Linked DNA regions of Homo sapiens: region 1 is linked to region 2. The links are chromatin contacts, found by Hi-C or POLR2A ChIA-PET in ENCODE. All regions are on one chromosome and are shown on one strand. Each heading gives the region's core, a stretch centred on a gene start or an enhancer-like site at or near the end of the contact. The rest is flanking DNA. Distances are from core to core; before and after follow the strand shown. Region 1 has its middle 41 kb from the start of TANC1. Region 2 holds the start of TANC1 (tetratricopeptide repeat, ankyrin repeat and coiled-coil containing 1).

What was found. A loop is a pair of places that touch in the nucleus more often than their neighbours do. ChIA-PET counts read pairs that join two places held with the same protein, here RNA polymerase II (POLR2A). Pooled maps may share reads with other maps.
Region 1: a map of PC-3 shows a loop between it and region 2 (2.8-fold over the local background). The contact joins the enhancer-like site here to the promoter of TANC1 in region 2. A Hi-C loop is called at or near these places in 7 of 168 maps with a recorded cell type or tissue (Calu3, MCF 10A, PC-3 and 4 more), 1 of 37 single-sample maps with no recorded cell type and 10 of 50 pooled maps. POLR2A ChIA-PET finds 5 or more read pairs at or near these places in 8 of 52 experiments (HEK293, HEK293T, MCF 10A and 5 more).

Annotation. Positions count from the first base shown.
Region 1 is chr2:158,924,751-158,929,668 of GRCh38, reverse strand. No RefSeq gene overlaps it. Among named protein-coding and RNA genes, the nearest start is that of TANC1, 41 kb to the left of the region's middle. RefSeq lists an enhancer at 493-662. Within about 2 kb of position 2,973, at least 3 of the 41 ENCODE cell types and tissues checked have a DNase peak (open chromatin) inside an H3K27ac peak, as active enhancers do; they include PC-3, PC-9 and endothelial cell of umbilical vein, where a contact is called at or near this core.
Region 2 is chr2:158,965,288-158,970,176 of GRCh38, reverse strand. It overlaps TANC1 (tetratricopeptide repeat, ankyrin repeat and coiled-coil containing 1), which reads right to left and starts at 1,537. Exons shown (of 27, transcript NM_033394.3): 1 at 1,395-1,537. RefSeq lists silencers at 1,502-1,581, 1,642-1,751.

The DNA of each region.
Region 1 (4,918 bases), core at 1,724-4,223, 42 kb after region 2:
GGGGGGTAATTTGTTACTCAGGAATAGATAATGAATATAGTCACTACATTTGCTTTCAAGTAGCTCATGGCCCAGTCTGCAGACATAGACATTTAAATGACTAATTCTAATTTGTGGGTGGGGTAGGAAGATAGAGGGGGGTAGAAGAGAGCCTCTGTGAAGGTTTTATGGAGGAGACCACCTCTGAGCTGGACTTTAAGGATGAGCAGGAGGAGGAAGGGAAATCTAGACCAAAGGAACATCATATACTGAAGCCTGAAAGTGAATCACATTCAGGTAAATGCAAATGGAAGAGTGTGGTTGTAGTTAAGGCACCAGTCTATCAGAATCACATAGAGGGCCTAAAAAGTACAGATACTCAGACCCTACCCCTCAGAAATCTGATGATTAGGAAACACTGGTTAGGATTTCCTAGTTTCTTGGGTTTTGGTTGGTTAGTTAGCTGGTTACTGGGAAGGGTGTGTCTGCAGCAGGTTTCTCAGTAGGACTCTGGACCACATGCTACAGAAAGCAGGAAATGTAGGCTCCCTGGAAATCCAGGGGCCCATGACTCACCTGTTCATACACATTTACACTCTGTAAGCCCCTGGAGACTTGGACACCATCAAATTTTGTGGGTGCAGTGAAATCAATGCTTAGAGAGAAATTTATAGCATTGAATGTATATATTAGAAAAGGAGAAAGCTCTAAAATCAATAATCTAAGCTTCCACCTTAGGAAACTAGTAAAAGAAGAGCAAATTAAATTTTAAGTAAGCAGAAAAAATAAACCATAAAAACTAGAGCAAAAACCAATGAATTAAAAATAAGTCAGTAGTGAAAATCAACAGAACCAAAAGCAATGGATAAACTTCTACCCAAGCTAACTAAGAAAAAGAGAGAGAAGATATAAATTACTAATATCGAAAATGAAAGAGGGACATCACTACAGATCCCATAGACATTAAAAAGATAATAAAAAATATTATGAACAACGGTATGCCCACAAAATTGATAATCTAGATGAAACAGACCAATTCCCTGAAATATACAATCTGCCAAAATGCACACAAGAGGAAATAGGCCATCTGAATAGGTCTATATCTATTAAAGAAATTGAATCAATAATTAATAACCTTTCAAAACCAGGACTTGATGGGTTCACTGGTGGATTCTACCAAACATTTAAGGAAGAAATTATACCAGTTATTCACAATCTGTTCCAGAAAATAGATGCAGAGGGAATAGTTTCTAACTCATTCTATGAGGCGGCATCACCCTAATACCAAAACCAGACAAATATGTTACAATAAAAGAAATCTACAGACCAATACTTCTCATAAACATACATGCAAAAATCCTCAACAAAATATTAGCAAGTCAAATTCAACAATGTATAAAAGGAATTATACACTATAACCAAGTGGGATTTATCCCAGGTATGTAAAGTTTGTTCAACATTTGAAAATAAATTAATATTGCCTATTACATCAATGGCTAAAGAAGAAAAGGATCACATGATCTTATCAATAGATGTGGAGAAGCATTTGGCAAAAACCCAACACCCATTTATAATAAAAACTCTCAGCATACTAAGAATAGAGAGGAACATTCTCGACTTAATAAATAACATCTACAAAAAACCTGAAACTAATATATTTAATGGTGAGAAACTTGATGCTTTCCCACTAAGATCAGGAACAAGACAAGGATGTCCCTTCTAACCACTGCTTTTTAATGGAAGTCCTAGCTAATTCAGTGAGACAAGAAAAGGCAGTAAAAGAAATATAGATTAGAAAAGAGTAAATAAGGCCGGGCGCGGTGGCTCATGCCTATAATCCCAGCACTTTGAGAGGCCAAGGCGGGCAGATCACCTGAGGTCAGGAGTTCCAGACCAGCCTGACCAACATGGAGAAACTCCATGTCTACAAAAAATACAAAATTAGCTGGGTGTGGGGGTGCATGCCTGTAATGCCAGCTACTCGGGAGGCTGAGACAGGAGAATCACTTGAAACCGGGAGGTGGAGGTTTCGGTGAGCCAAGATCACACCATTGCACTCCAGCCTGGGCAACAAGAGCGAAACTCCATCTCAAAAAAAAAAAAAAAAAAAAAAAAAGAAAGAAAGAAAGAAAAGAAAAGAATAAATAAAACTGTCTTTGTTTGCAGATGACATAATTGTCTGTGTAGAAAATCCAGAAGAATTGACAACAATAACAACAAAACCTCCTGGAACTAGTAAGCAATTATAGCAAGGTTACAGGATACAGGATACGAGGTATCCTGTATACAGCAAGGTTAATATGCAAAAGCTAACCACTTTCCTATATATCAAAATGATACTGTGGAACTAAAATATATTACCATTTACATTAGCACCCCCCAAAATGAAATATTTAGGTATAAATCTAATAAAATATGAGCAAGATCTATATAAGAAAAACTATAAAATTCTACTGAAAGATATCAAAGAATAAGTAAATAGAATAACTAAATAAATGGAGCGATATTCCATGATCATCTTAGTCTTAACTTAGTAAGATTATTCATGATCATGCAATTAAGAATTAAGGTTGATTAAATATTTTCAGGATGTCAGTTCTTCTCAACTTCATAGATTCAATACAATTCCAATAAAAATCACAGCAAGTTATTTTGTGGATATTGACAAATTAATTCTAAAGTTTACATAGAGAGGCAAAACAAAACAAAACAAAACAAAACAAAACACGAAACCAGAATAGCAAACGTAATATTAAAAGAGAAGAACAGGCTGGGTACGGTGGTTCATGCCTGTAATCTCAACACTTTGGGAGACCGAGGGTGGTGAGTCACCTGAGGTCAGAAGTTTAAAACCAGCCTGGTCAACAGAGTGAAACCTCATCTCACACTTGATCTTAGCCAAAAGGCCGAGAAGCGATGTGAAACCTCATCTCTAATAAAAATACAAAAATTAGCCGGGCGTGGCGGCACATGCCTGTAATCCCAGACACTTAGGAGGCTGAGGCAGGAGAATTCCTTGAATCTGGGAGGCAGAAGTTGCAGTGAGGTGAGAGCATGCCACTGCACTATAGCCTGTGTAACAATAGTGAAACTCCATCTCAAAAAAAAAAAAAAAAAAGAAGAAGAAAAAGAACAAAGTCAGAGAACTGACATTCCCTAACTTCAAGACTTACTATAAAGCTACAGTAATTAAGATAGTGCAGTACTGATGAAAGAATAGATAAAGAGATCAATGGAACAGAATAGAAAGCCCAGAAATAGATCCACATAAAAATAGTCAGCTGATCTTTGACAAAAGAGCAAAGACAACATAATGGAGCAAAGATAATCTTTTCTTTTTTTTGAGACAGAGTCTCGCTCTGTCATCCAGGCTGGAGTACAGTGAAGCAATCTTGGCTCACTGCAAGCTCCGCTTCCCGGGTTCACGTCATTCTCCTGCCTCAGCCTCCCGAGTAGCTGGGACTACAGGTGCCCGCCACCACGCCTGGCTAATTTTTTTTGTAATTTTTTTAGTATAGATGGGGTTTCACCATGTTAATCAGGATGGTCTGGATCTCCTGACCTCGTGATCCACCTGCCTTGGCCTCCCAAAGTGCTGGGATTACAGGCGTGAACCACTGCACCCAGCCTCAAAGATAATCTTTTCAACAAATGGTACTGGAATGACTGGACATCCACAAGCAAAATAAAATAAAATAAAATAATAATAATCTAGATGTACACCTTACACCTTCACAAAAATTAACTCAAAATGGATCATGGATGTAGATATAAAGTTCAAAACTATAAAACTCCTAGAAAATAACTTAGGAAGAAAACTAGATGACCTTGAATATAGTGGTGACTTTTTAGGTAAAACACCAAAGGCACAATCCACAAAAGAAATAATTTTTAAGCTGGACTTCATCAAAATGAAAAACTTTTTTTTTTTGCTCTGCAAAAGACAATGTCAAGAGAAAAGAAAAGACAAACCACAGATTTGGAGAAAATATTTGCAAAGGACACATCTGATAAGGGACTATTATCCAAAATATACAAAGAATTCTTAAAACTAAACCAGAAGAAAATGAATAACTTGATTAAAAAATGGACAAAAGATCCGTTATGGTTAGAGTGCAGTTTGTCCCCACCAAAACTCATGTTGAGGCTTAGACCTCAATGGGATGGTGTTGGGAGATGGCGAATTTAAGAGGTAATTAGGTTGTTAAGATAGATTAATGTCTTTCTTGAGAGACTGTTAGTTCTCCCAGGAATGGATTAGTTCCTTGCAGAGCTGGTTGGTATAGGGAGGTTGCCTCTTGTATTTTGCCCTTTGTCACATTAGCCTAGCTCCTCTTTCATTTCTCTGCCATGTTTCGATGCAGCCTGAGGCTTCACCAGAAGCCACCAGATGTGACCACCCAATTTTGAACTTCCCAGCCTGCAGACCAGTGAGCTAAATAAACCTCTTTTCTTTGTAAATTACCCAGTCTTAAGTATTCTGTTATAGCAACACAAAACAAAATAAGACAAGATCTGAACAGACATATCACCAAAGAACATATACAGATGGTAAGTAAGCATGTGAAAAGACGTTCAACATACATCATTAGAAAATTGCAAATTAAAACACCAGTGAGATACCACTATACACCTATTAGAATAGCCAAAATTCAGAACACTGACAATGCCAGATGCTGGTGCTGATGTGGAACAACAAGAATTCTCATTCATTGCTGGTAGGATTTCAAAATGGTACAGCCACTTTGGAAGACAGTTTGGCAGTTTTTTAAACAATTAAAATATTTGATACTTGTCCAGATAAATTGAAAACTTATATCTACAGAAAAACCCAGGCCAGGTGTGGTGGCTTACACCTGTAATTCCAACACTTTTGAAGGCTGAGGTGAGGGGATTGCTTGAGCTCAGGAAATTCAAGACCTACCTGGGGATATTGTGA
Region 2 (4,889 bases), core at 288-2,787:
GTTTCTCCTTTCCTCTCCCACCCCCACCCCTCCAAACACGCATTAACTTCTGCAGTCTGGTGTGTCTGGCATTTCCAGAGCGAGCGATCTCAGCAATCTTGAGCCCTTTCCTCAAAGATTCTGAACCAGGAACTTCCTTTCCGCGCCAGCCAGAGTTTGCGGTCCAACCCACGTTAAGACTCAGCTTCCATTTACCTTGTAACCTGTACGGACGACGCTGCTTCTGGGGTCAAGTTCAAGATGAAAGTTCCCTCCTCACCTCCCAAGTTAACTCCAGCAGGGAACAACGCCACTGAGAACGGTCCCAACACTGGAGGCACGCGGATCTGGAGCTGGCAGGAGGGGGCTGGGAGAAGGCCGTTGCCGAGCCTGGCGTCCTCCGCCCCTTGGCCGCAGCGCCGCGTTTCTACCTGGCCAACGCCACATTTCCTCCCGGAGCTTTACACAATAAGTCCAGTAAGTTTTGAGAACACCGGTCCAGGGACCTTTCTGTCTGCAAACACACCACACAATGCCTAGAGCTTCCTTCCCAGCCAGGCGTTCCGGAAAGCCGCCGCGCCAAAGCCGGGAGCCCCGCACACCCACAGCGCTGCGCGCCCGCACCCCAAAGTCCTCCAGGAAGCCAGTGCCCTGATATCGTCCCCCGAAAATGACCACTCTGCATCCAAGAACAAGGGGGCTCACAATCTTGACAATTACCGCTCTTCTCAGCGCCCCACCCCTAAAGAAAAACCCCCAACGTCTAATCCTAACTCACCCCCACCCCCAATAAAGGAGTGTGGATATGCTAATCGCAGTGTTCTTGGAAGCAAAGCAATAGACTTTCAGCCCAGACTGGGGCAATACCATGCCTCCGGCTTAAGTTCTCTCGGCAACTTCGCGACCCGCGCACCCCAACACTCCGGGGGGCGCCCAGGACCCCGCGGTGCCAGGCGCGCCTCCCCCCGCCTCCCCCGCGCCAGGTACCAGGCGTAGCCCAGGCCCTTGCCAAGCCCGAGGGCTACAGAGAAGGCGGGAAAGGGGGCGAGCGGGCGCGCCGGGCGGGGGTGGTCCCAGAACTCGAGCGTGCCCCAAGCGTTCCCGGTTCCCACCACACCGGTTCCAGGGGAGGCCGGCTCGGTCCGGCGCGGGGGAACCGCGCAAGGAAGGTGCGGACTCCCCAAAGCCGCCGAGAGACCAAGGCCCGGGGCGCCCAACATGTCTGTGCCTATTCCCGGAAAGCTCCCGGGTGTGCCCGGCGGAGGAGGGGGCGCTCCAGAAACTTTCCCACACGCCTTTCCCTTCTCCCATCACCCTCTCCACCCCGGGTCCCTCTCGACCTCTCCGCACACTGGCAGCTGGCCATGCCCGGGGCGCTCGCAGGCCCGCGGCGGAGTCCGGGCTGCGGGAGTTACCTGCCGGGAAAGTTTCCAGCTCCTCAGCGCGGTTCCCCACACCCAGGGCCGGGCCTCGGGGCGAGGCCAGCTCGGCGCTCCGCGGCTGCCTCTCCTCCGGCTCCCGAGGCGGCCGCCGCTCCAGCAGCTGCCACAGCAAAGCCTCCGCTCCGGCCCGTCCCCCCGCCTTGCTCGGCCCACACCGGGGCCTCATTGGCAGCGCGAATCCCCGCCCTTGCGCGTGTTCCCGAAGGCACCTTCCTCTCGCGCGCCCGCCCCGGCCGCGCCTCCCGCGCCCCTCCCCGCCCCGGGCTGCGGCGGATCCAGGGACCGGCTGGAGCGCGGAGCGCGAACTTTCCGCGGGGCTTGGGCGCGAGGTCCCCTTGTCCCGCCTCTCGGCGCCAGGTCCGGGCCTGAAGCACCCTACCATCCCTCTGGGCACCGGGTCCCCCGGGGCTGCGCCTAGGCCCCTCTGGGACCAAAATGAGATGGGCCATAGTCTTTTTTACAGCCTCTTCAAAATCAATAAAGCGACCCGGCCTTCCCTCCTCGCTGCTTTTTTACCACAGCCGAGGAGGACATATGGGAGCAATTAACCGAGCTGGAGTTTCCGTGGACGCTTTGGGGTGGCTTGTGCGGCTTTCTTGGATTTTCTCTGCCTCACTTAACTACACACAAACACAAACACACTTTCTGGGGCCAGAATCAGCTAAATGAGCTGGAAGGTCTAAGAAGGCATCTCACCGGCTGCGTCTTTTTATTTCCCAAAAGGAATGGGGGACGTTCTGGGGCCGGTGATTTCCCGGGCGTCCCTGGGGCCGCGGGTCTGGAGCCTCCTGCGACCGCTCCGGGCTGGCCCGTGCTGTCTGCGCTACATTCACAGAGGGCCAGCGTCGTGCTTCTGTCGGAAGGAGGTGGGAGGGACGGAGGGGAGAGAACACACAAAGATGCTATTATTTTGTCGGTTGGTGGCAGTAAATTAAACTCCTGAGTTCCCAAAATGTTTTGTTATTCTCCAGCAGAGCAAAAACCAGGATAGGGACTAGGGATTCGGGTGTCCTGGGTTCTCCAAGATCCTCCCAGGAATCCCAGGCAGCCAAATTGGCCTAAGGGACTCTGCTCACTTAATACCCGAAGCTCTCTAAGACAGCCTTCGTTGATCTAGTTGACGAAGGAAGGATCAACTAGAACTGCCGCTGCCTTGTGTGGCCAGCGGGAATTGTGCACGGGTCACCCCATTGGTGTGTCTGGAGCAGAGAATAGAGAAGTTGCTGTAAACCGATTTATTGGTAACCCCTAACCTTGCTGTGGCAAACCCGCCTTAAAATACGATTGTGTTTTAAACAAGTTTCCTCATAAAAACTTCAACCTCACGCAGAGCTTCCCTATATAAAGACACCAGCAGGAGGGGTGTCCATATTTAAAGTTCTTATGAAAAGGGACAGGAAGCAAAATGCCACACAATCTCTTTTCATAAATTAAAAAGACTGAAATGGACTGGATTTTTCACCCATAGTTTCAAAGGCCTGATTACTGCTGTGTTGATATTTGAGCAGTAAACACATCAGCGGCCTTGAAGTATTCCCGAAACAAGGCAGGATAGAATATTGAAAATAAAAATACAAACTTAAACCAGAAAACTATTGACTTCTTTCTCCATCTGAAATGTTTCATTGCTGAAAAATATGGTAATGTTTTATTTAATTTATCTTGAAACGAAATCTTTCAACAGACAAAAAAGCCAGACAGCAACCTTAATGATAAAAGAATGATGCAAACAAAAGACAAAAACTCCAAGCAGTCTAACTAATCTGAAATATTAAAATATAAGAGAAACAATCCTAAGAAAATAGACTGGTAAGATTTCCTGCTCCAGACTTCTTTATAATGGGAGAAAGGTATAATGGATGAAATTTATCATTTGTACCACATTTTTCTGGTTTTGGCTCTTCTCAGCTGTATTTCCAAATTTTTGATGAAATTGCTTAGTTAAATAGGGCTTTGAAGGCAGTGCAATTTTTTTCCCTCTACTCTCAAAGCTCCTTAAGTAGCAAGTAGAAAATCACATAAATATGTTCATTACTGACATCATCTTTAAATTATTTTTAGTTGAAAAAGTTTTGTCTTTATAGTTTCAGAAGTCACAGTCACTAAAGAAGTAACTTCATCACTGCCTAGTTAGGAGTATTTAACATTCTAAACAGGCATACAGCTAGCAATCTGAAATGTGCACACAGAAAGGCCCTGTCTCCCCTTCTTCCTGTAGTGTTTATATAATCCAAACTACATATGTTATTATGCACAATCTGATCTCCAGCTTTAAACAGCTGACATTACATACACTATGTTGTACTAAGAACATCAAAGAAGCTCTCTTAAGCTGTGGGTGAAAATAGTACATTTATAAAAGACAAGGCCAAAAAGAGTAAAAAAAAAAAAATGAAAATTCATGGGTGAGGCAAACAGGGGGCTTCCATTAAGATCCGTTTTGTAAGAAAAAAATGTGAACATTTTCTAAATATCTTAATAAGTGAAGTATTAGCTGAGCACATATTAAAAAATGAATTTTAATTTTTTTAAAATCTGCTTTTCCCTTAAAAAATAAAAGCGTTTTTAGTTAGTTGTTAGTTAATGGTTTGTTTGAATTTTTAGGAAAAGGAAAGCAAGAATCATCTCTTGCTTTTCTGAGGATATCTCTGCTTATCCCATCTACTTTAAGAAGCTCATTCATTACATTTCTGTTGATACCAGTTAGGACAAAAAAAGAGAAATATAGATCACGTGAATAGTCTATGCTGCACACATTCCCTAAACAGACATACAAAATACTGGATTCCATTTTTAAATTTTCTGTCAGTTTGCCAGCAATGTAGCTTTTCTCAGCAGAGTGAAAGAAAACAGCAAATAATAAACTGGTCATTTTACTATACAATTTACTGCCCAGGGGAATAGGCTGAGGAAAGCGTGAGAAAAGAATGTGCCTTGTGAGTGTTAGAATGCTTTTTTTTCCTGCTTGGATTCGTAAGTACTTCTATTTTAAATCAAGTCTAAGTTGGGATCATGGCCAGTGTTTATTATGGTATGTGTAGTATAGAATACATAGTGAGAAGTAAAATGTTTAAAACACTGTAGTTAATTACATCCAAAAACTGTAACAGGGCTAAAAAAAATTTTAAGTCAATTTTTAAGGCAAAATTTAAGGAAATCTAGACTCAAAATAATTCAGCACACAAACACTTCTTCTTTGGGGCATCTTTTAATGTTTACAAAATCCATTCTCCTTTGGTCCACTCATTCTTCCTCTCCCTTTTAACATTTTGGGGAAGAAAATAATTTTTATTAAAGACATTGAAAATAATAAAATAAATTGGGTGTAGTTAGAAATCAGGTGGGAAAAGCAATGAAATTACATACCCCTACACCACAGTCCCAGCGTGTGTAACGATCCATGGCCATACACGGATGCCAACACCATGGTCAGCTGCAAGCTAATGGCAGACATTCATCCAGGAATAT